2 separate regions of the Mus musculus genome follow, and region 1 is linked to region 2. A link is a loop called in an ENCODE intact Hi-C map of the cell type or tissue named here. Cell type or tissue: heart. All regions are shown on one strand. Links, peaks and the distances in the headings refer to the core of each region. The heading gives the core; the rest is flanking DNA.

The links. Peaks named below come from ENCODE experiments on the same cell type or tissue, not always from the same donor. Only the 100,000 strongest peaks of a DNase experiment are listed, where the experiment ranks them.
Region 1: a loop joins it to region 2, with 2.1 times the contacts of the local background. A loop is called at or near these places in 2 of 42 quality-filtered maps.

The regions. Positions count from the first base shown.
Region 1 is chr5:129,295,122-129,303,449 of GRCm38, reverse strand. No RefSeq gene overlaps it. Among named protein-coding and RNA genes, the nearest start is that of Gm34145, 8.7 kb to the left of the region's middle. In heart, for the core only: no CTCF peak of the experiment used is centred there; a DNase peak (open chromatin) is centred at 3,899.
Region 2 is chr5:129,178,950-129,187,277 of GRCm38, reverse strand. Adgrd1 (adhesion G protein-coupled receptor D1) reads right to left here. Exons shown (of 25, transcript NM_001347486.1): 17 at 7,998-8,109; 18 at 7,582-7,735. Among named protein-coding and RNA genes, the nearest start is that of Gm46923, 66 kb to the right of the region's middle. In heart, for the core only: a CTCF peak has its summit at 806; no DNase peak of the experiment used is centred there; H3K27me3 peaks cover 2,878 bases.

The DNA.
Region 1 (8,328 bases), core at 12-8,011, 120 kb before region 2:
TACATCTCATACTACAAGCTGACAGGTTCCATGTGTCCTGACAAGGAGCCTGGAGGTCCCTCTGCACCAGTTGTGAGGAAGCCAGTGGCTCTTTCGTATAGCTTGGCACTGTAGCTGGTGGGAAAGTGGAGGCTCCAAGGCTGGAAAGTGATTATCAAGGGGAGATGACCTTGAGAAGTGTCAAGGTCATGAGGGTGGAGCCTTCTCACTGGGATGCTGTTTCAAAGGGGCTAGAGAGTCACCTTGCCCTCCCACACTCAAAAAGATTCAGCCAGGAGGTCTGTGAACCAGGAAGCCTCCCCCTACCTCATGCCGGGTTTGCAGGTACCTTGCACTTGGACTTCAGCTTCCAGCAATTTGGAGCAATATGGAGCTAATGTTTACGAGATTCCTGGTTGGTGAGGCCTTCCCTGTGGCAGATAGGACAGAGCCAACCCTGCCATAGTCACACCCTTGAATATTAGTAGCCGAGTCGTGCCGTGTTAGTAAATATCTCCCAAATATCCCCACAACCAGTGTCATTCCCACCCTTGAAATGAATTTTCTGTCTCCCAAAGCCTTGTGAGGAAGTCAATCAGATGTCCTGGTCAAGGATGGCGTTCTGAGTTCAGCTGATGGCTCCGGCAGGGCTGATGAACGTGGTTAACATCTCCCAAACCCTGCAGACTGGACACTTAGTGATAAGAGCCGTGATTCAACTGTGTGGATGATTGACAGGATGTGGCTTCTGTGTGTTATCACACTTCGAGTAGAGATAGATGATTGCTTAGCCAGATCAAGGGTTCTTGTGGAGGGAGGCTTTGGTTCGTAGATTCTGGTTGGTTTGAGGCTCTCATCTCAGATCCCTCTGGGATAGGTTTCTACACTGGTCTCTCATTGATGGCTTAGCATCAGTTATGAAAGTAACAGTTAATTTTAAAAATAAAGTGTTGAAGTCCCTAATTTCCCCCATTCCTCCTAAAATTGTTTACATAAGACCTGTTTGGAATAGTTATCCCTCATCCACCAGGGGTGCAGATCTGTAGGAAACAGAATCCAAATACAGAAGAATAGGTGCTTTGATGATATTTCTATTGCTATTATTTAAAAAACAAACAAACAGACAAACAAACAAAACCTGAGGGCTGGAGAGACAGCACTGACTGCTCTTTCAGAGGTTCAAGTTCAAATCCCAGCAACCACATGGTGGCTCACAACCATCTTAATGGGATTTGATGCCCTCTTCTGGTGTGTCTGAAGACAGTGACAGTGTACTCCTACAATTATGGGGTTGGAGAGATAGCTCAGCAGTTAAGGACACTGGCTGCTCTTCCAGGGGTTCTGAGTTCAATTCCCAGCATTCACACGGTGGCTCACAACTCATTTATAGTGAGTTCTGACACCCTTTTCTGGCACACAGGTGTACGTGCAGACAGAACACTCATATACATAAAAATAAATTAATTAATTAAAAAAACTGACCGAAAGCAAATTAGGGGACAAAGGTGTTTACAATTCCAGGTTACATTATCTTGCAGGTTATTTCATCTTACAACTTTATAGCCAATCATCATGAGGAAGTCAAGGCAGGAACCTTGAAAAGCTATTCCTATCATACCTGCAGTCAGAGGTAGAGAGAAATGAATGCATACATTCTCACTTGTTTGTTCTCAGCTCCATCTACCCACCCTTATACAGTCTGGGATCCCTTGCCTAAGGAATGGAACTGCCCACAGTGGACTGGGTCTTCCCACATCAATTAACTTGACTAGAATATATACCCACAGACATGTCTACAGGCTGACCCAATGTAGACAGTCCTTCAATAAGACTCCTTTCCTAAGTGATTCTAAATTGTGTCAAGTTAACAATGAAAACTGACATCCCAGCAGGATAAATGATGCTCTCATGGGGCTGGAGTGATGGCTCAGAGGTTAAGAGCACTGACTACTCTTGCAGAGGTCTTGAGTTCAGTTCCCAGCAACAACATGGTGGCTCACAACCATCTGTAATGGGATCCGATGCCCTCTTCTGATGTGTCTGAAAACAGTGACAGCGTGCTCACATACATACAATAAATAAATCTTTTTAAAAAAATGATGCTCTCCTTCATGTGTTCAACTAGCAGTGATGAGTTAATATTCTAGCCCCTTTAGGGAGTGTGTGTGTGTGTGTGTGTGTGTGGTGTGATATCTGAAGAGCTTTGTTTACTGAGCTGAATTTCATATAACGTAGAAGTAAATATTTGAAGCACAGGGCTTAATGGCATTTAGTGTGTGCCTTCCACAGCTGTGTCAACCTCAAGTAATGACACCAGTCCCTTGGTATCCGTTTTGCTGTTCCCTCTCAGAGCGATACTCCGCCGGTCCATCCACACTGTCACCCAGGTCGTTGCTTTCTCTCCGGTTTTAGGTGTGAGCTATTCTGTCGTATGGATGGCCACTCTTCGTCTATCACAGACCACTGGATGTCTGTGTGATTCATGGCTTTTATCTTGTTGTTGTTATCATGAGTGTCACTATGAACATTCAAATTGAAAATGGCTGTCAATTGGAGCACTCGTTGGACTTAGCGACAACACTCCTAGATTCTCTGGTGATTCTGTGTCTAACCAGAGAGCTGCCAACCGGTTTTCCAAGGGAACCATGCCCCTTTTCAGTCACCTTGCCCATGAGGCCACAAATGAGGCCACGCTTGCTCTGTGTTCTGCCAAGTACTTCTTATACTCCATTACTATTATTATTGTGTCTGGGTCTTCTACAGCTGTTTGGGTTTTCTGCTTCTTCCTGAGTCAGCTCTGGCTCCAGTGTGTATTTGTTTCTAGCACCCTCTGGCTCCATCTAGGTCACCTAGTTGCTGGCATCAGCTCTTCACGGTGCTGAGTCATTGTGCTGTCTAAGGTGGCGGTGCTCCGCATCCATCCCTGACTCTTACAGCTCCTCCTGTGGCCAGTGTCTTCCCCTCTATCGGATTGTCCCTGTCCTCTTTGTGGCTATATTATCCCCTCCCTGTTAAGTGACAGATACGTTCAATGGCTCCTGGGCCCTGTCACGCTACCTGTATCAGTTTCCGTAGCATCCTGCCTCAGGAGGCATGAAGAGGACCCTGAGTAATTGGGTCCATTGAAGCAACTGTTCTACCAGCCGAGGAACTTGGCAGGAAGGATCTGGGGATCTGGAAGGACAGGAGCCCAAAGAGGCAGCACAGCCAGGCCAGGCAGCAGGTTCTGTCCCAGCAGCCTGAGTTCAAATCTTTCTCCACTGCAGTTGGGGAGCAACTGATCCTGTCTTTCTCTCTGGGCCTCAGTTTTTCCCATCTGAACTATGGGAGAATAGTGAGGAGATCCTGACAGGAAGGGTAAGACTATTGGAAGCTATTCCTCCATGCCAATAGCTCTCTGCACACTCCACTGGGTTCAACTCAAGGTTCTCTCTCAAAACTGGGATTAAGTCTCTCTCCCTGTCCCTCTCCCCCTCCCTCTCCCCTCCCCCTCTCCCCTCCCCCTCCCCCTCCCCCTCCCTCTCCCCCTCCCTCTCCCCTCCCCCTCTCCCCTCCCCCTCTCCCCTCCCTCTCCCCCTGGCTTCAGCCACTTGCAACTCAAAGTCTTGGCTTATAAAATATTTCCAAATGTTTAGAATGTGTTCCATCCATCTGTTACTAAGGCAACCCACATGCTATGGTGAGCTTAGTTGGGGCAGAGAGAGGTAGGGTAGGTCCCTGTTGCTTTATCCCCCTCTAGGAAGGGCATGTTGGCTTGGTATTAAAGTCTCAGCCACTGGGGACTCTGGATTTCAGCATCCTGGTGGGCCAGATGCCTGCATCTCAGGGCTATTTAAATTTCACATGTACAGTGTGTGGGGGTGGAGTAGGGAGACAGACAGGAAGTAGGGAGAGTCACTCTGAGCAGGGTGTGGACAGGTCAAGAGGAGGGAATGCATTGTGGATGCCTCCTCAAGCTGGCGAGTGGCTCCGCATCCTCACTGACCAATTCCTTCTCTGATTTTGGTGACTCATCCCTGCCTACAGCAGGGGCTGGATGGGAAAGGACATCACAAACAAAACCGACAGTTATAGAAAGCAGAGACTGGCAACCCTTGTGCCCCCTGTTGCTTGTCCAGAGAAGGGGGAACCAGGGGTCAGAGGACACACCGTCCCCACAGCGGGACCATCTGGGGGAGGACAGAGATGTGAAAAGCCTTCAGAGAGAGAGAGACAAGGCCACTCTGTGAGGGGAACAGCCTCCCACTAGCTGAGGGTTCCACCCAGCAAGGTTTGGGGATAAAGGTCGGCCAGCTGCGGTGAGGCTCTTCAGAGGTCACTGAAGGTCTGGTTCTAGCCCCGCCCACAGAGTGGAAAGGGTCACAGTTCTCTGGACAGGAGGTGGGGCAGGGGTCCTGCTGTGAGGGAGGCTGGGGCGAAAGCTCAGCACTGGCCAAGAATCTTCCTGCTAAAAAGCCTGGGAGCAGATTGACTGGGGGTGGATGTTGGGGTGGAAGTGGACCTTATTGCTTACCAGTAGGGGTCGGGTAGGGGCTAGTTCGCCCTTGCCCTAAACACCCTCCTCCTCTTCCTCCTCCTTCTTCCCCCTCCCTCCCCCTGGCAGCAACCTCTGGCAGGAATGCTGCCCTCAGAATGCTGGTTCCCAGAAGGGAACTGGGTAGCTTTCACACTCCACAAAGACACCCAGTACGCACAGAGTGACCATGGTGATGACTCAGACCTCTCTGTTGAGGGGCTGTTTGTGAGCGACAACCTGGTAAGGATCAGTCAAGGGCCTAGATCTGGGGGGGGGGGGGGGGGGGATCTGGAAGGACAGGAGCCATTTGCTAGGAGGGAGCACAGCCAAGCCAGGCAGCAGGTTCTGTCCCAGCAGCCTGAGTTCAAATCTTTCCCTACTGCGGTTGGGGAGCAGCTGATCCAGTCTTCCTCTCTGGTAGGCCTCAGTTTTCCCATCTGAACTATGGGAGAATATCCAGGAGCTCCTGATAGGCAGTTAGTGGGACAAGTAGGGGATTGAATGTGCAAAGGCTGAGGCCAGCCCTCCACCTACACATGAGTGAGACTACCACCACCCAGCACCCAAGGTATCACCCCAGCTTTCAGGCCTGGGCCAGCTTAGGGGGTCCCCAGGGAAGACCAAGCCAGCAAGCAGAGTGCAGAGCCCCTCACTGGTGGCCTCAGGGGAAGAGAGTGAGTGCTGTCTCTGTGTCCCTGCTCAGCTGGGATTTCGTCCCCTTGAGATGTTCTCCCCACGGGCTCCCCCAGTGTGCCAGCCAGCCTATTTTCATCACCCAAGCCTCATTTTCTGAGTGACTGCCCCTCCTGCTGTGAGGCTGAGACACAGCCACAGGCCTCTCGCTAATTAATGAGAGGCAGCAATTAGCCATTTACAGCAGAGCAAGCGCTGGTAATGGGATTTCTAATTCTGGAGGGAAACGAAGTTAAACTGTGTTCAGAGAAAACGAAAGCTTGAAATCCAAGATGGGTTTTTCTTTTTTGGTGTTGGTTTGTTTTTGTTTTGTTTTTTGATTCTGGGTTTTGTCCTAGTAATTAATAGGATGGAAGCTGTTCAACTTCCTGCCAGAGAGCAGAGATAAGGCCAGTGTCTCACAACTCGTGGGAGAGGGACCGACTTGGTCTCCTCCAGGAAACCCTGTGGATGCTGCCTCGGAGGACAGCTGTAATGGACCAGAAAGCTTGCTTCTCTGTCCGACTCCAGCAACAGTGACCTAACTCCTGAGACTCTAGAACAGTGATTCTCTACCTGTGGGTCTGGACCCCTCGGCAGGCTGCTAGCTCTAAAGTATTTCTGTTAGGATTCAACAAAATACAGTTACAAAGTAGCAACAAAATAATGTTATGGTTTTTTTTTTTGGGGGGGGGGTCACTACAACAGGAGAAAAAATAAAAGGGGATTCATGTTTGTATTAAAGGGTCACAGCATTAGCAAGGTTGAGAATCACTATCCTAGAAGGGCTCTGGACAAACTGGTGGGGTCCCAGCTCCATGCTGACTATAGCCTGGTTAGCTCCAAGCCTTGGCTTTGGTGGGTTTCTGTTTATTTGTTGGTTTGGTTTTTTGGTTTTTTCAAGACAGGGTTTCTCTGTGTAGCCTTGGCTATCTTAGAACTCACTCTGTAGACCAGGCTGGCCTTGAACTCAGAAATCCGCCTGCCTCTGCCTCCTGAGTGCTGAGATTAAAGGCATGGACCACCACTGCCCGACTTGCTTTGGCTGGCGGTTTTTGTTTGTTTAACTTTTTATTGATTCTTAGTGAATTTCACATCATGCACCCCCCAGTCCCATGCATTTCCCTCCATATCTACCCTCCACCCTTGCAACCTCCCCCCAAAAGAAGACAAACTGACAAAAACCTTTGCCATGGAAGCTGCATTGTGTCACAGTGTGTCGCACAGTACGTCCTTTTGCCCACCAGCTTTTCTTGTAAATGTTCATTGCAGTGAGTGATTGGTCTGGTCTGAGGCCTCTGGCTTCTGCTACACTATCAGTACTGGATCCTCACTGGGACTCGTCTCAGAGCGTGCAGCTTTGGTTCCGAAGGTCCGGCCCCTTTACATGCTGCAGTACTTCATAGATGGGGTAGATGTTAGGTGGGCCAGCTCAAAGCCCTGGATCTGGGCCTGGGTGGTAGCTGTGTTGGTCATCCTGCCAGCTCTCTGGCATCCATACACTACCAGGGCCAGCTCTCCTATACTGTCCAGGAGAGAGCGGGTCAGGGCTAGCTCACTCTATATGCCAGCTTTCCCACGATGCCTAGCTAGGGATGGGGCTAGCCCTCACTTATCAACATGGCCCCAGGCCACAGCCCAGACCAGAGACTTCTGCATGGCCTTTGGTGGTAACAGACAGTCCCCGCTACCCTGACCCACACCCCACTGATGCAGAGCTACGGATCTAGATGTGATCCTCTGAGGCAGCACAGGCCAGGTCCTCACCATAGCCTCAGGTGAAGACACTGGCTGCAAACATCAGGCTGTGCTCACCACCCTTGAGTCTCCAGTTTCAGCTCTCATTGTGCCCATGCTACCCTGTTTCTCTTTCTCTCCCATCTCTCCACTAAGTACCTGCTCACCTTAGTGGTACTCGGGGCCTCCGGGTATCTGGGATCATCTCAGGCTTGCTAAGCTCGCCTAGGCCACATGGCATCAAAGACTCTGCTCTGTTCATGAGGTTGGGATAAGGAGTGGTGTGATGTGGAGTTTTGTGGAAGAGAACAAGCAACACTGTGTATACAGTACAACACACTGCCTGCCACCCCCGGTGATTCAAAGTCATCCCCATGAAAATGACCGTGCTGGCCCATGAACACTTAGCTATTCCTATAATCTACAGAGCTAAACGCCACCCTCCTGTGAGGGGTACTTGAAAGGTAGATGGGGAAGGATTGGAGACAGACCCTCAGTGGGAGGGAGGAAAGTTAAAGGGAGTTCATGCTTGTTTGTGTCTGGGGTTCTAAAGTTCATGTGTTTATTCATTCATTTGTTTGTTAAATGTGTATGGGTGTTTGGCCTGCACGGAATCTGTGTACCACATGTGTGCCTGGTGCCTTCAGAAGTCAGTAAAGGTCATTGATCCCCTGGAACTGGACTTACGGATAGTTGTGGGCCTTCCTGTAGGTGCTGGGAATCCAACACAGTTGCTGGGATTTGAACTCAGGACCTCTGAAAGAGCAGTCAGTGCTCATAACCTCTAAGCCATCTCCCCAGCTGCCGACATATGGCTTCTTTACCTAACTTAAGGGCATAGACAGTGATCAGTTGCAATTATACACTGGGATCCGTAACCTGGGCAGGCTTGCTCCCTGGAATCCTAAACCATCCTAGCTGATAGCACCAGACCTGGAAGATACCTGTGGTATGCACGCTGTGTCCTCCTCCATTGGAGTTCTTCCCCTCCCCCACTGCATCTGAGTCTGTGCCCCTCCCTCACCTGTTCCTACACACTACACACACACACACACACACACACACACACACACACACCGCCCCCTGCTTCTGGGTCTGGTCAGAAGACAGCATCCTGTCCTCCCACAGCCCCACCATCCCTTGCTCAGGCTCTGGGGAGCACATCAGCTTAGCCAGAAGGCATGCTGGCCCAGCCTAGACTAGCAGGCTTCACACCCGCTCTACAGAACCTCTCCCAGCATGCTGAAAGGTGTCTTCACTCAGACTTTTGAGCTGACATTTAATATTCTTGTTTTGAATACGGAGACTGGCTGCACCGGACACAAGCCCTCCGCTTTGTCAACACTGACATTTCACACTCTAACTGGTGTCTCTTTCCCAAGGAGCAGTGTGCCACCCACACCATGTTCCCTGTGTACTCTAGT
Region 2 (8,328 bases), core at 127-8,126:
TTTTCTTTGTGCCTAAGCCAGTTTGAGCTGAATTTGTTTTTGCAAAGCCTCATCAGACTTCTGGATAGGCAGTGGAAGTGAGGTCTAAGAACAAACTAGAAAAACATTTAGACCAGCAATTCCCACAGCATTCCATCTCCCCGCCAAGAAAGGACTCCGGGTCAAACTGCTCTTAAGAGCCAGGCAGCCCAAAGCGAGCTGACCGCTCCCTGCACTTTCAAAGTTCAGAGGATTTTTATATATTCAGATGTGAGTCTCCACACGGAGGAAGCAGCTCTTCGATCTTTAGCTCAGCTGTGGCGTGGTGTTTCACTCTGGAAAACACACCTGAATTTTCAAGCTGATCATTTCCAAATTCTGCAAACGCTTTCAGACACTCAGCATCTTCTACAGGACCTGGTGCCCTTTGCCTCCCCCGATAGGGGGCAAAGAGCCAAAAGAACTGACTCCATACCCCACTGCAAGATCCCTCCACTGATGACATTCAAAAGAAAGGACTGTAGAACAGTGGTTCTCAACCTGTGGGCCATGACCCCTTCGGTGGGGGAGGGGGCGGATGTCAAAGGACTCTTTCACAGAGGTCCCATGGCAGATATCCTGCATGGCACATCTTTGCATTAGGATTCCTAACAGTAACAAACTTACAGTTATGAAGCAGAAACAAAATAACTTTATGGTTGAGGGTTACCACAACACTAGGAACTGATTAAAGGTTTGCAGCATTAGGAAGGTTGAGAACCACTGCTCTAGGGAAAACTATTTCAGCCTTCAGCTTCAACCAGCTTGTGGGAGAGCAGCCTAGTGTCTCCACCCCCCACGGCTCTCTAGCGCCCCCTATAGATGGCTGGCTTCATGCTTCCATTCTCTATACCAAAAGAGTGGTTTGGGGTCTAGTGTCTCCTCCTCCTCCTCCTCCTCCTCCTCCTCCTCCTCCTCCTCCCCCTCCCCCTCCTCCTCTTCCTCCCCCTTCTCCCCCTCCCCCTCCTCCTCCTCCTTTTCCCCCTCTTTCTCCTCCTCTTTCTCCTCCTTTTGTTTTTTGTTTTGTGTGTGTGTGTGTGTGTGTGTGTGTGTAGACAGAGTTTTTGAGCCCTGGCTACCCTGGACTCACTTTGTGATCAGGCTGACCTCAAACGCACAGAGATCCACCTGTCTCTGCCTCCTGAGTGCTTGTATCAAAGGCATGTGCCACCACACCTGGCTAGCTGCATCTTTTAAAGATGCCCCCCCCATCCTTGAGTCCAGTTTAAAGCAAGATACACAGGACATCAGGGAGTCTCTAAAGCAGATAATCAGCACAGGACTCAGCCCTTGCTGTGGATCTGGGTCACTCTCAGGCCCCCCTGCAAGTGCCCCTGGTCTAGGACAGCTACTTCTCCATGGTGATTCTTCATGGGAACACTAGCGATGACTCTCTGGTCCCTCCCAGAGGCAGTCAGAGCCTCACACATCTCGAAGACACTGAGGTGTATGGTGGCACAGAGTTTGGAAGGCACATATCAAGCTCTCACGGTCCACCCAAGATGGGCAATATTGCCTCCAATACTTTGGACAGTGGAAGTGAGGGGCTGGTCCCAGGTTGTGACTTTATGGTATCACATCATGACTGAGGAGCAGCCAGAAGGACAGCAAGAGGATGGATAGATGGATAGGAAGACAATACACAGCAGAGTGGTGAAAAGCTCAAAGGGGTTTCTTTATCCACTTCTATCTGTCTCCATATATACATTCATATTCATGTGCTCTGTTTTGGGAATCTAATTTTGTGTCTCTAAATTCCTGCCCGTCAGAGATTAAGAAGAGAAAAATCACAAGCAGAAAAACAAGGAGAGTGGAAGCAGACAAAGGGAAGGAGCCAGGGGCCAGAGAGTCAAATGGCACCCAGCTCCCTTCCTAAGGATACACCAGAGATTCAGCTGACTCCATGGAATGGAGTCTATAGAATGCTCGAACGGGGCTATTGCAAGGGCCACATGAGATGCGTGTGAACAGCAAAGCCCTGTGTGTGACACTGTGTATGATGCTGGTCGTAACCAGCATTCTGGATGCTCAGATTCCCTACCTGTTTCCACCAATGTCTCCTATGAAGCTGTCTTCCCCAAACCCCAGCAGACGGTGTCACTTTTCTGGAGTCTTTCTGAGCCCATCACCACAGACATATTCTCTCTGGTCACGAGAGAATGACCTCTCGGGACATGGTAACCTTTCAGAGGCCCCAGCCAATTGCTGTCCTATAGATAGCTTTGGCCCCCCGAGACCCTGATGGAGGGTGGCAGACATTTTGGGGGGAATTACTGCCGGGGAGTGCTGGCCAGAAACAAGAGAGGAGTTGGGGAGTTCCCATGGAAACCACTGACGCCACCTTCCCCGAGTTTGCTGTTGTTGCACCTATGAAAAGTGTGTACCATGAGACACTTGGGACTTGGTTCTAAGTGGCAGGAGGTAGTAGTGTGTGCTTCTTATGGGTTCAGGACTGGATTCCCATGCATTGGCTCCAAGTGGAGACCTCTCCACTCCGGGCTCTGGGCACCTTGCTCTTAACCTCTTCCTGACCCTGTTCCACGGTTAGACAGGTCTTACAACCATGACATCAGTGCTTGACATTTGTACTGGCTGGTTTTAGGTCAACTTGACACAACTGGACAGCAGACAGGAAGGAACCTCCATTGAGAGAAATGCCTCCATAAGATCCAGCTGTAGAACATTTTCTTAATTGGTGATTGATGGGGGAGGGCCCAGCTCATTGTGGGTGGTGTGATCCCTGCTTGGCCTGGGCTCTACAAGAAAGCAGGCTGAGCAAGGCAGGAAAGCAAGCCAGTAAGCAGCAGCAGCAGCAGCAGCAGCAGCAGCAGCAGCAGCAGCAGCACCCCTCCATGGCCTCTGTATCAGCTCTCACCTCCAGGTTCCTGCCCTGCTTGGGTTCCTGCCCTCACCACTTTTGATGATGAACTGTTCTATGGACTGGCGAGTGGAATAAACCCTTTCCTCCCCAAGCTGCCCTGTGGTCCTGGTGTTGCATTGCAGCAATAGTAACCATAACCAGGACAACATTCAAACCCGACCAAAGGTAGGAAGCTCTGCCTGGCTAACCCTAACTAAACCCCACTACCCCCCCCCAGAGACTGAGCTGGCTTCCTAAATAAAAACGAAAAGGAAGGCAGGCCTGGGACAGATTTACTTCATTGGGGTCTCCTGTGTCACCCTAGATGACAGGGACGTCACAGAAGACATCGGGTTCAATAGAGAGCAATAAACCTCATGCCTTCTCTCCACACTGAGTTGGTAATCAAATTCCAGTTGGCTGCATCAAAATGCAGGCACCTCAAAATCCCTCATCTCCCCAGGGATACAACCTGTTCCCCTTGATTTCACAAACCCCTGAGTTCAGGTCACGGCTGCCACCAAACCTTTAACTGACTCCGTGCTGCCTCCCCACCTCAGCTTGAAAACAGCATTACATTTCTAAAAGCTTCAATTCCGTGCAGGCTGAAGCACTGGCAGGGAGAGACCCGAGGGGAAGAGGCTATGGTCCTGTGGTCTCTGGCTGCAGCGGGGTCTCCCGTGTCAGCTCCAGCTCCTTCTTCATTAGGGGGCTGGGGCGTTAAAAACCTGCTGCCTGCAGGCGGACGGTACTTAGGCCAGAAGCCAACCCTGCCCGGAGAAGATGAAGGACACAGTTCACGGGCTCCTGACGAAATTAATTAAGGGTAGGATGATGGGAAGATGGATGGGGGCTGCGGGGGTCAGAGCTGCCTGGCTTTCTATTTGTAGAGAGCTTGTATCAGGGCTGCGGACTGAGTTCTGTGGGGACCACATGTGTGGACAACAGAAAAACTCGGCCTACCACATTGGGAGGCAGGATGCCCTGCCTCCTCGGTTTGTTTGTTTGTTTGTTTCAAAAGGAGTTTGCCATTGTAAACTTCATGCTTTAATATTGGTAAATAGCTCATTTTTCTTCAACATTGGACCGATCAAGTAAAATACTCCTCTAGGTTGGAGACAGCAGACTAGCACGCTCACTCACACACCCTTCACACACATTCACACATTCACTCACACGCCCACCCCACACCCATTTACACACACACACACACACACACTCACATGCCCACTCACACAAACATACACACACACTTGCACACTCACTCGTCCACCGCACACACCCATCACATTCCACACTCAGCCCTGATCACCTGCCCTTCTCCATCAGCATGACTAGTTTCCCATCCATGAAGAAACCAGGAAGATGCCGGTAGCCACCCTTGTCAATGTCTAGATCTTTCCTAACAGAAGTCAGTAGTCACAGGAAGGAGTCACCTCCTACCTGGGTCAGACTGAAGAAGCAGGTCACCCTTGGATCAGCCTACTGAGGGGCTGGAGAGCGGTGGACTCTAGCCTTGTCTATCACACATGCGCAAAAGCAGCAGTGTGAGTGCCCAGGCTGAGCGGGGAGACAACAGGAACCATGGGTACCAACTGCATGGCCTGCAGCTGTTGGAGGTAGCTGCCCACCCACATCCCCTGCTCTGTCTCTCCAGGGAATCCCTGGGAAAGTGTCAAGTGTCGACGCCTCCACTTCAGCCTCAAATAAATGGCATTTGCCAACTCAGAGCGCACACGGTAAACACAGTTAATCTGCTGTTTGCATAATGAGGGCTGAGAAAATTAAACCTATTTGAAGGAAGGCAGAAAAAAAAGCAGCAGGTCTTTGATGCTTAGCCCACGTTTTTTTTTTACAACTGCTGCGCCCATCCACAGCAGGACACTTGTAGGAAGTGGGCTCTGCTGTGCTGGCTGGGACTCCCTCGGATGAGCAAGAGTCAACATAGCTGACAAGCCAAGACCAGGCAGGACATTGCATCAGCCATGGCCCAGGGAGACTCTGCATGGTGGATAGTAAGGGTCCAACCTTTGAAACTTTCAGAGCCCCTGTAAACTTTTCTAAGTCGGAGCAGCTGATAGAGATAAATAAATTCAAGACCATCCAGGAAATCAGTGTAAGAATAGGGAGGCCTGGGGCACTTGAGTGGCTTCCCTACTTCCTGCCTGGTGACATGAGTATGGCTCTGCTTCCCCCCCACCCCCCAAGCTCCCCAGCCCAGGCCTGCAGGGTATTCCTTGGGGCAGAGCTAAAATCTCTAGCCCTCATCTCTTCATTAGAAAGCCCCATTCTAAAGAGGCTGTTGACACACACCTGTGCTGCCCTCCCCTCTAATCCCAGACCACACAGTGTGTTTATCAATACAAGTGCGACAGCCCTCTGTGCCCTACTGTAACTGACTCTCAGGGGCCACTGTCCCTTCCCAGAGCCCTCTGAAGAACAGCGTGACACCAGCTGGGTTCGAACTTCACCCTGTTCCTCCACTCTGATAGGAAATGCCAGCCCAGGGCCAGCTTCAAGCAGTCCAAGTAACAGAGTAGTGGACCAGTGAACAGGTAGCCACAGGAGGAGGCTCAGAGCCCCGAACTATATGATCCAAAAGGTCCTAAGTCACACAAGATCACAGAGTGACAACATATCTGAGAGACTGCCTGGGAGGGACCAGTGCCATTAAAGACACTGATAGAAGTAACTATCAGCAGAACGCATCAGGTAGCAGATGCGTTTCTCTCTCTCTCTCTCTCTCTCTCTCTCTCTCTCTCTCTCTCTCTCTCTCTCTCAAAGAAGAAACGTGGGTCAAATGAGCACTCTGGAACCAAGAAGTATAATCATTGAAATGAAAACTTCACTAGAGGAGCTGGCAGGGGCCAGGCAGCCGGAGGAAGAGTCAGGACCATGCAGACTATGCTACATGGAGATCAGAGGAAACAGGAGCCAACAGGGTTCCCAGAGAAACTCAGACACCATGGCACTTCTGGTGGGCACTGCAGGCTGCCAGAGAGGAGAGCAGAGCAAAGCAGGTGTCTGAAGACACCACGGCTGCTTCAACAGTTGATAAGGACCAGGAGGAATGCCAGGAAGCTGGGAAGGGAGGCAGCCTGGTCATGACTGAGTGCAAAGGCTGAAAGGGAGAGGAAACGCTGGGTGAGATGGGAGAAAAGCAGCCCTCCGGCTCCAGGACCTGAGAGAATGAAGAGCAGAACTTCAGGGCCAACCGTGGAGACAGAGGCAATGAGGGAACACAAGGTGTCCCTAGGAAAAGCAACCGAGTCCAGCACAGCCACCTTGTAAAATGAAGGCAAGATGGACGTTGTGAGATAAACAGCCGACAGAGCTGCTTCGCCAGATACAGAAAGAAAAGAGAATGCTCAGCTCAGGGAAGAGAGCTAGGGGCACGCACAGCAATGACAGGCACATCAGTGCAGGCACAAAGACACATGTACACACACATACAGAAAGACAGACTCGCGAACACAGAGACACACCCACGTGCGCGCACCCAGATTCGTGGACACACATAGAAACACAGACCTACACACAATGACACCAATAGCTTATGAAATTATAAGCAACGGTGGAGTTGGGTGCCCTCCTCTTTTCTTTTCTCTCAATTGAGTTAAAAAGCAATAATATCAAATGACATTTATAGAGCTGCATTATTAGGTCCATAACAAATAGAAATGTAATAAGCTTCCAAGGTACACGGGAGGGAGAGAGGGAAACGCAGTGTGGGAGCGTGGTGACAAGACCAGATGGCAATTCAGACTGCAGGGACATCTGCAGAGGACCAGAAGACCAGACATGGTACGTCCGATGGATAACAAGACACACCCTGCAGAGACACACCCTCGGTCTCCTCTCTTGGCTTCTGTTAGAGAGGGGAGGTTGATAAAGAGATACCATAACCCTTGGCCCCCCATGCAGTTGTGATATGTGTAGCAATAACCACAGAAAAAAGGGGATAAAGTAATAGAAACACTTAACAGCAACGCTTCCCCGTCTCACTGTAATTTAGTGAGAACATAAAATAGATTTTAATATGCTGAAATGCATACAGTATGTGCGGGGGTAACCGCTAAAGAAAACGACCCAGGAAATACAAGGTGAGCTCATTAAGAGTATTAAAGCGCCACACAGGAAAATACCCACTTAAGTCAAAGGAAGGCAGAGAGGGAGCAGAAACAGGAACGGGCCAAGTGACGTCAACATCTCACTTCAAAAAAAAAATGAGCAGAGCAAACAGAGGAAAGACCTAGGTCAGAATGGAGAACTCGAATGTCACCTTGAACTAGCTAAGCCTGACAGGGTTTGAACACGCTGTCCAACAGCAAAACACAGACTCTTTCCAAGACAATGGTATATTGATACACCATGAGTCACGCTGACCAATCCCATCTCCAGCAATGTCCCTCCACACCTGATCCCCCCCCCATCCCATACCATCTCCACCTAAACCCAACCCATCTCTAGCTAAACCCACCCCATCTCCATCTAAACCCATCCCGTCTCTACCAAACCCTGCCCCACAGTCACCTGCTCTGCCTCTCTGCCACCAGAACCCATTCCATTCCATCTGCCCCATCCCTACCCGGCCCACCTCATCCCTCCCAACCTATATTAATAGGTCCCACCCCTGCCATCTGCCCCACCCCTGCCACACACCCCAGCCTATCCTTGCCCTCTGCCCCTCCCCTACTACATACCCCAGCCTATCCCATAGTAGTAGAGGTGCTTGCTGTCCTCTGAGCCGAAGACCTTTATCACCATGCTGTAGAGATGTAGTCCCTCCACCAGCATCCAAGCAAAGGCGGTCAGGAAGAAGTAATGTAGGAGGACAGCCAGCACCTGGCACGGGACCTGGTAGCCAAGCAAAGGTGCAGGGTGAGACCACGGGGTACATGGGGGGGCCGTGCTGAGGCTTTGCTTACTCTTATTTATTCCCAGGACCTCATTTTATTCCTGGGGAGGCAAGGCTCAGTTTCTCAGGCCAGAGTTCTACAGCCCGTGTTGCTGCCACTCCCCACATGCCCACTGCTACTCCCCAGCCATGCCCACTGCCACTGCCACTGCCGTGACTCAAGAAGAGACAGCTGCCGGCCGAGGGTCAGCACCCACTCACCGTGCCAGGCTCCATGCTGAAGCTGATCAGCAGCAAGACCTGGGCTACCAGGACAGCGAAGGACAGGTTGGCGTGGATGTGGTAACGCTGGTTCCGAATGGTGCTGACAGAACTGAAGACAGAGAGGCGGGTGTAAGTCCCGGAGCTCAGCCTCGACATCCTACCCCCACTCGGGTCCCCTCTCTACTTCTCTTTGAGAAACCATGAGTATCTTCATAGCTCCTACCCCTGCCCATGCCATAGCTCCCTGCTTGGACCCTGGTTGTTCTGGGCTAGCCTCCTACTTCCTTTCATAGTTCCAGCCACTCTGCACAGCCTGAGCCCTTCCCGG